Linked DNA regions of Homo sapiens: region 2 is linked to region 1. Evidence: read pairs that join two places in POLR2A ChIA-PET (ENCODE). Cell type or tissue: GM12878. All regions are shown on one strand. Each heading gives the region's core, and the rest is flanking DNA. Links, peaks and the distances in the headings are about the cores only. Region 1 overlaps PPTC7 (protein phosphatase targeting COQ7). Region 2 overlaps MYL2 (myosin light chain 2).

Evidence for each region. Peaks named below come from ENCODE experiments on the same cell type or tissue, not always from the same donor. Only the 100,000 strongest peaks of a DNase experiment are listed, where the experiment ranks them.
Region 2: POLR2A ChIA-PET joins it to region 1 with 6 read pairs; 1 of 35 experiments calls an interaction of 5 or more read pairs at or near these places.

The regions. Positions count from the first base shown.
Region 1 is chr12:110,537,659-110,546,326 of GRCh38, forward strand. It overlaps PPTC7 (protein phosphatase targeting COQ7), which reads right to left. Exons shown (of 6, transcript NM_139283.2): 3 at 8,222-8,420; 4 at 2,164-2,287; 5 at 486-615. Among named protein-coding and RNA genes, the nearest start is that of RAD9B, 40 kb to the left of the region's middle. RefSeq lists enhancers at 2,795-3,295, 3,296-3,796, 6,278-6,377. In GM12878, for the core only: no CTCF peak of the experiment used is centred there; DNase peaks (open chromatin) are centred at 5,133, 5,543 and 6,093; H3K27ac peaks cover 2,814 bases.
Region 2 is chr12:110,911,588-110,920,255 of GRCh38, forward strand. MYL2 (myosin light chain 2) reads right to left here. Exons shown (of 7, transcript NM_000432.4): 2 at 7,517-7,606; 3 at 4,128-4,203; 4 at 2,599-2,703; 5 at 1,659-1,737; 6 at 1,509-1,557. Among named protein-coding and RNA genes, the nearest start is that of MYL2, 4.7 kb to the right of the region's middle. RefSeq lists enhancers at 5,824-6,325, 6,326-6,825, 7,366-8,668. In GM12878, for the core only: no CTCF peak of the experiment used is centred there; a DNase peak (open chromatin) is centred at 1,984; H3K4me3 peaks cover 433 bases; H3K27ac peaks cover 2,289 bases.

The sequences.
Region 1 (8,668 bases), core at 224-8,223:
ATCATGCTGTAGATAGGACAAGTCTTCAGTCAAGGGCAGTTTCACATTGCTTCCCTCTTCAAACCCTGCTGTGGCAATTTGTCAGGCAAATACTGTTGAGTCCCACAAAGCCAGAGGAAGGGAGAAGCGAAATGTCAGACACGTGAAAGGCTGAATGTTAAACTGTTAGGAATGTCCACGCACTCTGGGCAGAGCTCGGAAGCCTTTTGGGTTCAGGTCCAAGCATTGCGGTGGCGGCAATAAAGGGCTTCAGGTTCCACCTGCCTCTGCCGCCAATGAGGTTCAGTTCTGAAGGGCATGCTGTGTGGGGAAGACATGACGAAATGCACTTGCTCTCATCCTCCTGACCTTGCTGAAAGCCACAAGTGCACAGTTTGGGGGCTGGGAGAGGACACCTCCACAGTCTCACCCAGAGCCCAGAATGCTCCACTCTACTGACACCATGTCCCCAGTCAGTCCCTATGACCTTCCCAAAGAATGCTTACCTCTCACATTCAATCCATTGTCACATGCAAACTGTGCAAAAGGTGACATATAATTTGGGTCATAGGCCAGCTCATGAGCTTGCTCAGCAATGCTTCTGGCAGTCTGTTGTATACTCTCATAATTTGAATTCTAAGATAAAGCATGAGGAAGTTATTTTACCATAATGCTCAAGACAGTAACATTTATCTAACCACCTTTTCCATCATGTAAGTTTTATTCTAGTTAGAAAAGACATTAAAACATCATGCCCTGGCTAATATGAACAAGACTCCAGTGCTGCCTGCACAAGGTATCAATCAGAAAGTCCTTTGCTTTGGTGGCCTTAAGCCCTAAAGTTTGGATTTTCATTTTTGCTTTTTTTCCCATTTGAAATTCTTAAGGTATTCTTGCTAAAATAGGATGAACTGAAAAGGCAGATTCTGATAGCCTTTGAAGGATACCTCAAAAGCTTCCTTGCTTAGGAACACAGCCTGGCCAACCCCAGTTTGCTCTCCAAGAGCTACCAGTTGCTCTAGTGAAAATACCTTCAGAATTTTATATCAGGAAGAGATTCCTGTCGAGCTGTGAAATCTTGGGCCATACCTTTATCCTTGCTGCTCCAACTTCCTCATCTGCAAAACGGGGATGGGAACACGAGGTCCACTTCAGCTCTAGTTTCAGTATAATGACAGGTCTCTGCTTCAATGTCACCTCCTCAAAAAGGCCCTTCCTGACCAATCTATCTAAAGTAGTAGCAGTCCCTTCTACTCTCTATTCCCTTATCCAGCTTTGTTTTTCTTATTTAGCACCCACATTACATCATAGATTTACTTCCCTGTATTTATCTATTTTCCTCCACTAGGATGTAAGTTCCATACAGGTAGGGACTGTGTAGATTCTGCTCACCACTGTGTCACCACACAGAGCACGGTGCCTGTGACAAGGAAGCACCTCACACTGACTGCACTCCACAGACAAGGCGTGGCGCTAAGGAGTTCCTACACAGGGCTGTAGTTAATCCTCACTGCAACCCTATAAAAGAGGATCTTTAGGATGCCCCATTTTATATGAAGAAAATACTGCTTAAACAGTTTTAAGAAACCCTCAGATCTCAGCAACTTCAATAAATAATAAAAAAAAGAAAGAAACGTACCCAAAGTCATACTGGTTAGAGGTAAAGACTCATGAGAAAAAGACTCATTTTTCCCAGAGTATGTTCACAAAGCCAGGAAAAAATTGAAAGCCTAGTTTCACCTCCTTCCTCTATGGGAGAAACCCATACTATTTGGTTACTGGTGGCAGCTCAGGTCACACTGAGGCTTCCAGTGGCCTGCTGCCTTTGGCTGGCTCTGGCATGACTATTTCCTGTCTTTGCCTGATTCAACACCTGCTGGGTGTTAGAAGAATAAAAGGAGAAACAACCAGGACCCGACACCATTAAAATATAAATAAAGATACAAACAAGAAATGCCCTCCATCTAGACTTTTCCTACTTCTACCAGCCTATGAAAACCTTGGGTAGGAAGCTTCTTTTTCCAAGTGCTCTAATTATTTGAAAGACCAGAGCTATTATTATTTTCCTGAAATTCACAAAATAGTTCTTTCCAAAACTACAAAGAGATAATGCAACTGAATCCATAAAACTCAGCTATCCAGAGAGGGCCACTTTTCCCAAGAGCTAACCTTTGAGTTAATTACCTTTAACTTTTTTAGCTCCTGAAGAATCATATAATCAGGCATGTTGTCAAAGAGTCCATCTGTTGCCGTCAGGATAATGTCTCCTAGCTGGACATCGAAAGACGTGCTATCAGCAGCATCCGGACTGTGGCAAGGACAGGGGAGGGACAAAGTTAAGAAGGCCCTTTACAGATGAGTTGAAAATGTCCTACAGGCACTATTTTACAATGTAATAAGCTTTCTGCAAGAAAAACTGATTTATCATAATGGAGTCAATTTTTAAAAAAAGTCATTCTGAAATTCCCAACTCTGAAAAAAGTTAATCGAAAATTCTAATATAAATGTTTCAAATTTTTAACTGAAACTACCGAGTAAAACCAAGTCTGATGATTAGTCACAAGTGGCTGAGAAGGAGGGAGGAAGGGTCCTCTTCTGAGTCAGATCTAACACACCTCTAAAATCCTAGTGGAAATGAGTCTTTATTCCTAATTCTTTACAGCCGAATTCCATCCCCCCCCGCCTTTTTTTTTTTTTTTTTTGGAGACAAGTCTCGCTCTGTTGTCGAGGCTGGAATGCAGTGGCACGATATAGGCTCACTGCAACCTCTGCCTCTTGGGTTCAAGCGATTCTCCTGTCTCAGCCTCCCAAGTAGCTGGGACTACAGGCATGTAAAATAGTGCCTGTAGGACCACAGTCATGCACCACCACGCCTAATTTGTTTTTACATTTTTAGTAGAGACAGGGTTTTGCCACGTTGGCCAGGCTGGTCTTGAACTCCTGACCTCAGGTGATCCGCCTGCCCCGGCCTCCCAAAGTGCTGGGATTACAGGCATGAGCCACTGTAATCACCAGCCACCCAGCCCACCCCCTCTTATTCACATATTTCACTCATCAGTTTCCTCGAATATTTGAATCTGGGTCCTGGAGTGCCATAGTGAGGGTGGGATGATGAATACCTGTGGAGAACAACATGCCAATCTTTTTTTTTTTTTTGAGACAGAGTCTCGCTCTGTCGCCCAGGCTGGAGTTCAGTGGCGCGATCTCGGCTCACTGCGAGCTCCGCTTCCTGGGTTCACGCCATTCTCCTGGCGCAGCCTCCCGAGTAGCTGGGACTACAGGTGCCCGCAACCATGCCCGGCTAATTTTTTGTATTTTTAGTAGAGACAGGGTTTCACCATGTTGGCCAGGATGGTCTTGATCTCCTGACCTCGTGATCTGCCCGCCTTGGCCTCTCAAAGTGCTGGGATAACAGGCGTGAGCCACTGCGCCCAGCCGCCAATCTTATAAGAATTCATTCACTGCTGGGTGTGGTGGCTCACGCCTGTAATCCCAGCACTTTGGGAGGCCAAGGTGGGTGGATCACCTGAGGTCAGGAGTGCAAGACCAGCCTGACCAACACGGTGAAACCCCGTCTCTACTAAAAATTAAAAAATTAGCCAGGCGTGGTGGCACACGCTTGTGATCCCAGCTATTCAGGAGGCTGAGGCAGGAGAATTGCTTGAACCCGGGAGATGGAGGTTGCAGTGAGCCAGTGAGCCAAGATCGTGCCACTGCCCTCCAGCCTGGCAACAGAGTGAGACTCCATCTCAAAGAAAAAGAAAAAGGAAAAAAATAATTCATTCACTTGCCAGTCGCAGTGGCTCACGCTTGTAATCCCTGCACTTTGGGAGGCCAAGGCGGGCGGATCACCTGAGGTCAGGAGTTTGAGACCAGCCTGGTTAAAACCCGTTTCTACCAAAAATACAAAAAATTAGCTGGGCGTGGTGGCACACGCCTGTAATCCCAGCTACTAGGGAGGCTGAGGCAGGAGAATCACTTGAACCTGGGAGGCAGAGGTTGCAGTGAGCTGAGATTGCACCATTGCACTCCAGCTAGGGCAACGAGAGCTAAACTCCGTCTCAAAAAAAAAAAAAAAAAAAAAGAATACATTCACCGGAAATAGCTACAGTATTTTGGCATAGTAAGGACTCTGTGTCTCCCAAGGGTCCCAAAGTGGTCATCATACGTAGGTATTTATTAGTGTGCCTCATGTAACACGTCTTCAAGAAATATCTTGATATCTTGACCAGGCGTGGTGGCTCACCCCTGTAATCCCAGCACTTTGGGAAGCCGAGGCAAGCAGATTATTTGAGGTCAGGAGTTCAAGACCAGCCTGGCCATCATGGTGAAACCCCATCTCTGCTAAAAATACAAACGTTAGCCAAGCATGGTGGCGTGCGCCTATAATCCCAGCTACTTGGGAGGCCGACACAGGAGAATCACTTGCTTCAACCCCAAAGCTGAAGGTTGCAGTGAGCTGAGATGGCGCCACTGCACTCTAGCCTGGGCAACAGAGCAAGACTCCATCTCAAGAAAAAAAAAAAATAGAAGAAATATCTGTTGCATAACTGAATGAAGCAGCAAAATATTTGACTCTCCAAATTGGGGGAAAAAACTCTTCAATATACTGTTGAAGAAAGCAAGGTGAAGACGGTGTGTCGTATGTGCAACCATTTCCGTAAAAAAAAAAAGGCAGAAAGACACACAGACATGGATGCTTCTATATGCAGGGAATAGATCTGGAGAGAATCAAAGAAACTGCTCATAGCGGGCTGTGGGTGGTGGCTCACACCTGTAATCCCAGCACTTTGGGAGGCCAAGGTGGGCAGATCACTTGAGGTCAGGAGTTCAAGACCAGCCTGCCCAACATGGTGAAACCCTGTCTCTACTAAAAAATACAAAAAGTTAGATCATGGTGGTGCACACCTGTAATTCCAGCTACTCGGGAGGCTGAAGCAGGAGAATTGCTAGAGCCAGGGAGGCAGCAGTAGCAGTGAGCCGAGATTGCGCCACTGCACTCCAGCAGCCTGGGCAGCAGAGCGAGACTCTGTCTCAAAAAAAAAAAAAAAAAAAAAAAAAAGAAAAAGAAACTAAAGAAACTGCTCATAAAGAAACCTTTGAGGACAGAATATGTGGCTAAGGGCAGGAACAGGAGGCAGATGTCTCACTAAACTTTTTTGTGTACAACTCTTGAAAAAAAAAACAGATGGAAGATCTTTTTCTCTGACAATGCCTGATGAAAACAGACATAAAAATGGGGGAAAACCCCGGGTGGGGAGAAAAGATCCTATATTCAGAGATCATGGCCTCCTGAGGCTGGTTCTTGGCGACTTCTTAAGGCCAGTTTCCCTCCTTCCAGGCCTCCCTGGGGAGGGAAAGGTGAGATCTGATAATCCGCCTTAATCTGTAATTAAGGAACAAGAGCCAGGAAAGCAAATCAGATACCGACCCGGAAGGGAGGCACCAGATCCAAAGCACCCTAAGCTCCACGGAAAAACCCCAACACTTGTGTAAGCAACATGTGACAACATTTGTGAAGAGAAAGCATAAAAACTAACAAACAAAAGCACACATGCCTATGAGGATTCACACTAAATGCACTCAGAAAATTTCTGGTTCATCTTCACTTGACTGAGGAAAAAGGTGGCACATGTAAAGTTCTGCCATGTGCTGCTGCAGGGAACCGACTTTCACTTACATATTTAGATAATCAACATTTTGTAAAAATGTCTACTAAAGGAAAACCTGTAAGTTAAGGTTAAAATAATATTCTGTAGATAAGAGGGACCATTAACTAAGGAGATACATGCAGCATGAAAAAAAAAAAAGGGAAAAAGACTGTAAAACTGGGGGAAATCAGGTCAATTCTTTCTGTGGAATAAAGAGAAAACAATGCAAGACGCTCTCATCTGCTCAGCCTTTGAAAGCTAATCAGATTCTAGAAGTGTAGATTAATGACCAGGTTGGCACTGAAGCTCTGTTTTATGCTGAGGTTTTTCTTTCCCCAGAAGTGTCCTTTGCTATTCTGTCTGTGAGAGTCTTGCTCCCATTGGACAGTTCGTCCTCTCCTAACACTCCCACCCATGAGCTTGGTGTTCTGCCAGCTGCAGTTTTGCCCATTTTGATTGAACATACTGTGCTGCTGGAAACTTTTGACCGCACTGAAACATGAGCTGAAATCACATGCTAGCGAGCTGTCTCTGGGCTCTAGGGGAAGCCACCTCCACCTCGCTGGCATGCCGGCAGAGTACTGCCCCAACCTGTCTGTCCCACAGACAGTGTGTGAGATATGGCAGGGCTGCTTTGGTGCTTGGAAGCCCAACAAGAAGAATCAAATGAAGAAAAAATTGAAGCACCAGTCTCCAAAAACTGTGATCTGAGCTTGGGCTCTACGGAGGCCTTGGGGTTCAGAGTTCTCCCCACTCCAGTGTGGCTAACAATAATGTAGATTACAGCCAACTTTAGAAGGGCCTAGAATCAAATACTCTTCCAATTATGGTCACCCGCCTACTTTTACTTTTTACTTTTGGATTTAGACTGGTGACCATAATTGGAAGAATATTTAGACTTTTACCGGTAAAAGTTACTTTTACTGCTAAATTTTTAGATGGGCAATGCTGAACATTTAATTACATAACATGCTCGTTCCAGTTTAAAAGATGGCAATAATAATTCATTTTATCTTAGTTTGGACCTAAGAGATGGTTTAATGAGAGCTATTAAGTAGAGACAAGTACTTGCTAGAATGCTTCTATTTTTACAAAAGGTTCATTGTCCATTAATCAACATTTATGAATTGCCAGTGATGTTTGTGCCAGGTCCTATAAAGCTATAAGATTGTTAAAGACACTGAAATCTGAGGCTTTGCCTTACTCTGGACACTCATCTAAGAAAAGATAAACTGTAAAAGTCAACTCAAAAAAAGCACCATTTTGGCTGGGCGCAGTGGCTCATGCCTGTAATCCCAGCACTTTGGGAGGCCGAGGCGGGTGGATCACGAGGTCAGGAGTTTGAGACAAGCCTGGCCAACATGGTGAAACCCTGTCTCTACTAAAAATACAAAAATTAGCCAGGCATGGTGGCGGGCACCTGTAATCCCAGCTACTTGGGAGGCTGAGGCAGGAGAATCGCTTGAACCAGGAGGCGGAGGTTGCAGTGAGCTGAGATCATGCCATTGCACTCCAGCCTGGGCAACAAGAGCAGGACTCTGTCTCAGAGAAGGGGCGGGGAAAAAAAGCAGCATCTTGGAACGTTCTTGACAATTTAAAAGTGAACTGAGAAAAGATGTGAGAAAGAAAAAGAGAACACCTCAATAACATTATCAAAGAACATATCCAAGACCACTTTTTTTAAAAGACAGGGTGTCACTATGTCACCCAGGCTGGACTCCAGCGATTTTCCAGCCTCAGCCTCTCAAGTACCTGGGACTATGGTCCTACACCACTGTGCCCACCTCAAGACCATTTTGGTTTTATTGTTTTGGTTTTTTTTGAGACAGAGTCTTGCTCTGTCACCCAGGCTAGAGTGCAGTGGCGCAATCTCGGCTCACTGCAATCTCTGCCTCCTGGGTTCAAGCGATTCTCCTGCCTCAGCCTCCTGAGTAGCTGGGACTACAGGCGCCCGCCATCACGCCCAGCTAATTTTTGCATTTTTAGTAGAGATGGGGTTTCACCATGTTGGCCAAGCTGGTCTTGAACTCCTGGCCTCAAGTGATCCACCCGCCTCAGCCTCCCAAAGTCCTGGGATTACAGGCGTGAGTCACCGTGCCCAGTCACTTAAGACCATTTTGACTCCATTTCCTGCAAGTTCTATTTGATGCATGTAGTAAGAGGTCTAGAGAATCAGGAAGTTACTCCAATAAATAACGCAGATGTCTGTTTGTGCTCTTCCCTAACAATGTATGCAAAATCTTGTACAAGCAATGGCATGCATGAACAATGACTCATTTCTCCAGCACAATTTAATAAAGTACTGTATGTACCATGTGGTGTTGATATGAAAAATTGATATTCTGTAAGCCTGAAATAGTATTTTCATGGTCTTGTCAAATTATTGGGTATTTATCAGAATTCCACTTAGCTAGATTATCTAGTTCCAGAAAAGTATCTTTCAAAGTTAAACTAAAAGGTCCTCTTGATGAGAACATTCTCAGTGTATTCTTTTCATGGAAATGCCTACCTCACTGCACTCAAGGGGGACAGGAGGGGACTATGAATGAGCCACGTCCTGCTCACACTTAATGGCTGAGAGGGGAGATTACCTGTCGCTCAAGACGACTCCCTCGGCTTCAGGGGGAGCGATTGAGAGCTGGAATGGAGTGTTGAAGTAATGCTGCTGCTCATCTGATCGGTGCACGACTTCACCACCCCTGACAACCAGGAAGCCTGAATCGCCCAGGTTTGCTGTGTGTAAGCGGTGGCTGGTTCTGTCCAGCACCACAATGCAGGCGGTGCTGCTACCTAGAAACAAAAATCATCTCCATTTATTTTTTCTTCCTAGGCTGCCTTTGCACACACATTTTAACACATGACCCCACAGAGCAACACACCATAATTTCAATCTCCTTTGCCTAAACAGGACCTTTCTTAGTTATGCTCCACATCCTCTACGAATATCAATAAAATCCTGATCAGGGTTAACACGGTGGGGAAAGAAAAAGGATTTGTATTATACATAGTAATTGGGCCACAGATGATCTGAATTCTTC
Region 2 (8,668 bases), core at 543-8,542, 370 kb after region 1:
CTTCCTTCCCTGACCCCAAGGGCCCTCCCAAGTAAACATCATGCAGAGATGTCCCTGGAAACCCAGCCTTCCACTGGGATCACAAACTCAAGGGTTCCGAGGGGCCAGGCAGGTTATGCAAGGGAGCAGGATAGGTCCTATGGCTAAATGGAGACACGTGGCCATCTAAAAAGGTGACATGAAGTGACCACAGGGTCCAGGGTGTCAGAAATCTAGATTTTTGTTTTTACACAAAATTTCCCCATTTAAAAAGCATTGGCTAGTTATTATTATTATTTTTTTAAAACATACTGGCTATTCATAGCTAGCACTTATATTGCCCTTGCCACAAGTTCACACTTTCCCCACATTAACATGTCGAATCCTCGCAATCTCCTATGAGGTAGCTTCTATTATTATTCCCACTTTACAGATGAGGAAATTGAGGTGCAGTGAGGTTAAGGAGCTTGTTCAAAGCACACAGCAGGTGGAAAGTGAAGGCAGCCCTTTTAGCTGCTTGAATTTTGGGGGAGGGAAAATCTACATACAATTTTTAGTAAAATGTGGAACTTGATGGAAACAGGCCTGTGAGGCTATGAGGGGAGCATTTAAAATCGACTCATTAAGGTTCACTAATAAGGTTGACGGCACCATTGCTTGCTCATACAGAAGCTTTGGCAAATTAGCAAAAGTGCCCCTTCTACCAAACTCACTACCGCACCACCTGAGTTGAAAAAAAAAAAAATTATTACCAGACACTTTACTGCCAGTTCTGGAAAGCTGTTGCAACAAATACACAGTCTGATGACTTTTATGAAACTGACATTTAGAAGAATTGTTCAGTGCACAACTCACATGACAGTATGTGGCGGCCCTTCACGCCATAATAATGTCATGCTCTAAGCAGGTCTCTATGCATCGTGAGCAAGGCAGAACCTGCAGTCACGCAGACCTAGGTTTGAATCTAGGTCCTGGCATTTACTATTAGTGTTGTTATTTTATTTTATTTTTGAGACAGAGTCTTGCTCTGTTGCCCAGACTGGAGTGCAGTGGCATGATCTTGGCTCATTGCAACCTCTGCCTCCCGGGTTCAAGCGATTCTCGTGCCATGCGTCAGCCTCCTGAGTGGCTGGGAATACAGGCGTCCACCACCATGCCCAGCTAATTTTTGTATTTTTAGTAGAGACAGGGTTTCCTCATGTTGGCTAGGCTGGTCTCAAACTCCTGGTCTCAAGTGATCCTCCTGCCTTGGCCTCCCAAAGTGCTGGGATTACAGGTGTGATTATTGTTATTTTAGATGAGTGACTTTACTTCCCTGGGTCTCAGTTTGCCTATCTGTAAAATGGCAGTTATGCCAGTCCCTACCTCATAGGGTGGCAGAGAATGAAATGAGGCCAGGCCTCAGAAGACGATAGCTGGTTCTCTGTCAGTGTGGGGTCAGGGGTGCTTTAGACGAGAGGGGAGACGGAGCCCCCCAGAAGGAGAACCCAGGAGCTGGGTTAGAGGGAGTGCTTGAAGGACCCCATTACCTCCTCCTTGGAAAACCTCTCCGCCTGCGTGGTCAGCATTTCCCGAACGCTGCAGAGAAAGGAAAGCAGGTGTTGGTGTCAGTTGTGTGTGTGTAGGGGGGACAGGGGGCAAGCAGGGAACCCCCTTCCTCCCCCACAGACCCCACTCACTAATCAGCCTTCAGCACCCCTTTGCCTTCAGGGTCAAACACTTTGAATGCGTTGAGAATGGTTTCCTCAGGGTCCGCTCCTGAAACGGAACACAGGGCTTACATGTACTGGGGGTGGCTGGGAACCACTGGCACCCCAGGCAGCAGGGCCCAAGTTCCCCCAGAGATGAAGGGGCCAGAGCAAGGCTGCTTTGCATGGAGGAAAAAGACCCTGCTTTCGTCTGATCACTGAGCCTCTGTATTTCGAAGAGAGGGCTGAGAACCCAAGGTCAAACATCATCTAGATTTGAAAGCCTGGGATTCAAATCTTAACCCTGGCACTTGCTAGCCATGTGGCCTCAGACAAGGGACTTTCTGTCTCTTAGTCTCAGTTCCCCATCTGTAAACTGGTGATAAGAATAGAGCATACCTCCTAGTTGCTATTAAGTGGGGTAATGCATATAAAGTGGTTAGCATGAGGTCTGACTTAGGTTAAGTCTTGGAGCAATGTTAGTTGCTGTGTTTTTGTTTTGTTTTGTTTTGTTTTGAGACAGAGTCTCACCTTGTTACCAAGGCCGGAGTGCAGTGGCACAATGTCAGCTCACTGCAACCTCTGACATCCCGGTTCAAGGGATTCTCCCGCCTCAGCCTCCTGAGTACCTGGGACTACAGGTGCACACCACCATGCCTGGCTAATTTTTTTGTGTGTTTTTAGTACAGATGGGGTTTCACCATGTTGGCCAGGTTGGTCTTGAACTCCTGACCTCAAGTGATCTGCCCGCCTCGGCCTCTGAAAGTGCTGGGGATTACAGGCATCAGCCACTGCGCCCAGCCAAGTTGCTGTTTTCATTATTTTTTTCCAATGGTGCTTTATCTCTTTTAAAGTTAACCATCTTCTGCCAGCCCCCCCGAAGAAACATAGACACATACACACAGACACACACACACACACACGACCTTACCCTTAAGTTTCTCCCCAAACATTGTGAGGAACACAGTAAAGTTAATTGGACCCGGAGCCTCCTTGATCATTTCATCAATTTCTTCATTTTTCACGTTCACTCGCCCTAGGGTAGGAAACACACACTCAGGGACTCCGAGCTGGGGAGAAAGAACCATTATGACACTGCCATTGGCTCCTGGGATTCCACTTCAAGAAATCTAGTCTAGAAATCATCAGAGATGGGGTGGATGGAGGCAAAGATCTTTTCTGAGAAGATGTTCTTGACAGTGTTATTTATAATAACCAAATGACTGGAAGCGACCCTAACATCTGATGTGGGAAGGTGTTCGTTATTTATTTATTTTTCTTTGAGACAGGGTCTGGCTGTGTCACCCAGGCTGGAGTGTAGTGGTACAATCTCGACTCACTGTAACCTCCGCCTCCCAGGTTCAAGCGATTCTCGTGCCTCAGCCTCCCAAGTAGCTGGGATTGCAGGTGCATGCCACCATGCCTGGCTAATTTTTGTAGTTTTTTGGACAGACAGGGTTTTGCCATGTTGCCCAGGCAGGTCTCGAAGTCCTGGGTTCAAGTGGTCCTCCAGCCTACGCCTCCCAAAGTGCTGGGATTACAGGTGTGAGCCACCATGCCGGCCAGTTCATTATATTTAAAATAGTGTCTTCAGAACCTGGAACATTTGATGCAGATATTTTCATTTTTCACTCAAATGGGAAAGGCTCATGTTGTAAATTAGCCCTTCACAGTTGGAGGCGGGAGAGACAGATCAGGATCACCTGAGGGAACTTTTACAAGTTAAACCTGCTGTAACCCACAGCCGTGGAGGTTCTGATTTACCTGCTCTAGTCCTGCCACAAGCCTAACTTTGTGCAAATAAGAAAAATCTGTCATTTTTTAAGCCAATGTATGTTTTAAGTATAAAAAGCTACACTCACTACAAATGTGAATACTTCCCTGTAGAATTGTGCAGTGCGCAGTCTGCACAGCTGTGTATGGTTGCCCTGAGTTCTAAGGTCAGGAGTAAGTGGTGGTGGCGGGTAGCAGATTGGGCATGTATATTTTGAAGAAACTCCATGTACTCATGCTCACACTGTTGAGATGATACATTTTAGAAGATAAATTCGAAAGAGAATGATTCCAATAATTTAAAAAACTAAAACCCAAACCTAACAGACATGTCTAGAAAGACTTAGAGGAGGGACTGGAATGTTCACAGTGGAATATGACCTTCTGGGTGATGTCATTTTCTCCTTTATACTTTTCTGCATTTTTTCCCCATTTTCTGTTGTGAGCTGACATTGCATTCAAAATCACACAAAAAAGTTATTTCAAGAGAAAAAAAAGATATCTGAAGGTACTCAAAGACTAAACACTTCTTTCCCATCCCCTGAAATTTGTCTTAAAGACCAGTTGTGGCAGAGTTGTTTCTTTGGGAAATGACACCATCTTGAGCTTTTCTGATGGTCCCACCTCCTGCTCCTCATGGATGTGAGATAAAGAGACCCTCATGCAGGGCTAGAGAGGGTGACATACCAAGGGCAGCAAAGGTGTCTCTCAGATCGTTCTTGTCAATGAAGCCATCCCTGTTCTGGTCCATGATAGTGAAGGCCTGTGGAAGGGAAGTGATTGGCAGCTCAGCCTGGGAGAAACTGGCAGAGTTGCCCAAGAGATTGGGCCAAGGACTTGGCAGGAGTGGATTCTGGGATCTTCAAAGATCATTGTAGGACCTCAGATTAAAAGTCAACAATTGAAGATAATCCAACAGTTTCTTCAAAACGTCAGGCCTCGTGTTATCATATGACCCAGACATTCCACTGCTAGATATATACCCAAGAGAATTGAAAACATGTCCACATAAAAGCCTGTACACAAGGCTGGGCACAGTGGCTCACGCCTGTAATCCCAGCACTTTGGGAGGCCTAGGCCCGTGGGTTACTTGAGGTCAGGAATTCAAGACCAGCCTGGCCAACATGGTGAAACTCCGTCTCTATTAAAAATACAAAAATTAGCCAGGCGTGGTGGCGCATGCCTGTAATCCTAGCTACTTGGGAGGCCGAGGTAGGAGAATTGCTTGAACCCAGGAGGCAGAGCTTGCAGTGAGCTGAGATCATGCCACTGCATTCCAACCTGGATGACAGAGCAAGACTCCATCTCGGAAAACAAAAACAAAAACAAAAAAACCTGAACACAAATGTGTATAGCAGCATCGTTCACAGTAGCCCAAAACTGAAAATAACCTACATGTCCATCAACTGATGAATGGATAAACCAAATGTGGTCTGTCCATACAATGGAATATTATTCAGCCATAAAAAGGAGGGAAATTCCTACAAAGGTTACAACATGGATGAGCCTTAAAACATCAGTGAAAGAAGCCAGACACAAATACCACATATTGTATGATTCAATTTCTATGAAATGTCCAGAACAGGAAATTCATGGAGACAGAAAATGGATTAGCAGTTGCCAGGGGCTGGTGGGAGAGGGAGGAGCAGGAAGTGACTGCTAATGGGTATGGGGTTTCTTTCGGGGGTGATGGAAATATTCTGAAATTAGATAGTGGTGATGGTTGCACAACTTTGTGAGTATACTGCAAACCACAAAACTGCACACTTCAAGGGTGAATTTTATGGTATGCAAATTATAACTCTATAAAGCTATTTATTTATTTATTTATTTATTTTTGAGAAAGAGTCTTGCTATGTCACCCAGGCCGCAGTGCAGTGGTGCAATCTCGGCTCACTGTAACCTCCGCCTCCCGGGTTCAAGCGATTCTCCTGCCTCAGCCTCCCGAGTAGCTGGGAGTATAGACGCGCATCACCAATGCCCAGCTTATTTTTCTTTAGTAGAGTCAGGGTTTCACCACGTTGGCCAGGCTGGTCTCAACCTCCTGACCTCAAGTGATCTGCCCACCTTAGCCTCCCAAAGTGCTGTGATTGCAGGTGTGAGCCACTGTGCCTGGCCCGTGATTCCTCATTTGTAAAACACTTGGGCATTTATAAAGTTCTGAGAATCTCCCTGACTGTCAGCTGAGATAGATTACTGGTCCCATTTTATAGATAGGGCAGGCTAGGGAGTGGAGAGGCCAGATGAGACACCAGTTTTTAGCTTTTTAAAAAATAATAGCTTTAGGCCAGGTGCAGTGGCTCACGCCTGTAATCCCAGCACTTTGGAGGCCGAGGCGGAGGGATCACTTGAGGCCAGGAGTTTGAGACCAGCCGGGCCAACACAGTGAAACCCTGTCTCTAGTAAAAATACAAAAAAATTAGCCAGGCATGGTGGTGAGTACCTGTAATCCCATTTACTCAGACAAACAAACAAACAAACAAACAAACAAACAGACCAAATGGGGAATCCTGGCTACATGTTTTGAGTTCTTTGCATCCCTTACCCACACCGCCGGCAGCTGATGCCAGAGGCTGGGAAAAGAGGCGGGTGTAGCTTTCTGCCTGGAAGGTGACTATCTCAAGTTCAGATATGACACTTGCCTCAGGAATTTCTCTTTCCCTATGGGACACGGCATTCCTGCAATCTGAATGTTAGTGAGGACAAAAGGTACGACTGTTCATTTCCTGTTTGGAAGCCCCAAATGGTTTCCCCTTTGATATAAAGCACACTAGGGCAGGGTGTAGTGGCTCATGCCTGTAATCCCAGCACTTTGGGAGGTCAAGGCAGGAGAATTGCTCGAGCCCAGGAGTTTGAGACCAGCCTGGGCAACACAGGGGGACTCAATCTTTACAAAAATCACAAAAATTAGCTGGGCACAGTGGTGTGTACCTGTGGTCCCAGCTACTCAGGAGGCTGAGGTGGGAGGATTGATTAATCTGGGAGGTTGATGCTGCAGGGAGCCGTGGTTGTGCCACTGCACTCTAGCCTGGGTGACAGAGCGAGACTCTGTCACACGCACAAAAAAAGAAAGCAGTCTGGTCTCTTTAGCATCATTTTAGCATAGTTCCCTCTGGAAAGCCAGGTGGGAATGTGGATGAGTCAGTGTGAGCCCTCGCAACGGCTGGAAAATGAATTCTGAGCCTGTCCATCCAAGCCCGTGTGCAGTTTGGCCTAATTGGTACTTTGGTTCTCTTCATAAGGTCCATTGCCATCAAATGCGATGGGGTTTCAAATGGGGCTAGTGGTTAATAATCAAAGACTGTAAAATGTAAAACCCAGAAGATACTGCTTTTCACCTCTCAGACTGGCAAAAAAAAATTGTGACTATTAATACCCAGCGTTGATGGAAATGTGGGGAAAGGCACGAGGCTGCTGGGCATAGGAATTAGTGCTGTGATTTTGGGGGGCAATTCGGACCAGCAGTTCTGCCTGTTTTTAGTTCTTTTGTTGTTGTTGTTTTAAGTTCCTTTGACCCAGCAGTTCTGCTTTTAGGAATTTACCCCCAAGAAATAACCAGAGATACAAGCAAAGAGGTGTTATTTATAGTAGTAAAACATTATAAACAAATGTCATATTTAACCATAGGAAATGGTTTAAATACATGATAGGAAATGTTAATGGTGAATTTCTCAACGAAAAAAATGCAGGTGTAATCAGTGGGCACAGAAGATTATAATTTTGTTTAATAAATATATACATAGATAACAAAAATGGTTTGAAGGGTATATACTAAAATGTGAACTGATTATCTCTGGGTAATAGAATTGTAGGTAGTTTTTATTTCCTTTTCTGTGCTTTTCTGAAAAATTTTCCAACATTTTTCAACATGGAATATGTTTTACTTTGATAATCAGTGAAAATATTAAAAATAGTTTCTTTTAAAAATTCACACATCCGTTCAGGCCGAATTTGGGATTGTTTGGAGGATAGAGGCATCTAATGAAAGGTCCCTGCTGGGAATATGGAACAAAAAGAAGGTTCTCCCTCGTGGGTGGGATTTCCATCCAGGCGGATGATTCAATAGCTGCACCCACCTCCTTAAATTCCTGGATTTGGGTCTGTTCGAACATGGAGAACACGTTGGAGTTGGCGCCCCCGGCTCTCTTCTTTGCTTTCTTAGGTGCCTGGGGGAAAAAAGCATCGATTAAAAGAGTGAGAGGCTGGGAGTCAAAAAACTAGGTCAGGCCCCTACTCTGGGTGTGTTCATCTCTGTTGCAGGGCTCAGCTGCCCATCTGTGAAATGTGGGTACAGCATCCACACTCAGGTCTCCAAACGGTGATGCTGGAGGGAGCAAAGGACATGACATGAAGTTTCTCCAGAGCCCTCTGGTACCAGTGGATCATAAGCGTTTGTGCATCTTGCAGTGGCTCCTTCACCAACTAGGAGAAGCCACAGGTGTGTCCCTGGGGATGGAGGCCACACCTTCAGATCGCCCCTGCAGGATCCAGCCACTTTTGTTCTGATGCATTTCACAAAAAGCTCAGTAATGCACAGAAGGAGAATTGATTGGAGGGAAAGAAAAAGTCAGGCTCACTAAGCCATGATGAATGCCAAGATGAAATGACAGTTCTTCAAGGTGTTAAAACCCAACTGCGCCCCACACCCCACAATTTTCCCTTGCTCCAAATGGCAGCAAAACCTCCTCTCTGAATGCTCCGTCCTTGCACCACATCAATAGGGCAGAGAAGAGCGAGTTGACCTTTCTTCCCCACCCCACTTCTCTCTGACTTTCAATAACAGCAAATGATTCGGTACTCTACATATGTATTATTTAATTCTCATAACCACTCTGTCAAGTGGATACTATTATTATCATCCCCATTTTACAGGAGAGGCAACTGAGGCTCAGAGAGGTTGGGTCACTTGCCCAAGATCACACAGCCACACACACAGAAGGCAGAGCCGGAGTTGAACTTGGGCGTTGAACTTGGGGAGTTGAACTTGGGCATTCTGACTCCAGAGTTCCTGCCTCTAACCACTCTCCCTCCTGTGCTGACCCTGATTTGGGGACTGCCCACTTCAGGAGGGGGACACCTAACCCAACAGCACAGAAAGAAAGGTTTTAAATTTGCAAGTTCAAAAGGTGAAAACAAAAACATTCTTTTTCCCAGCTGCCTGAACAAGAGAAAAGAATTACAATTTGATCCTTAAAAGCATTCAATCCCATTTTGCAAGTCCTGGGAGT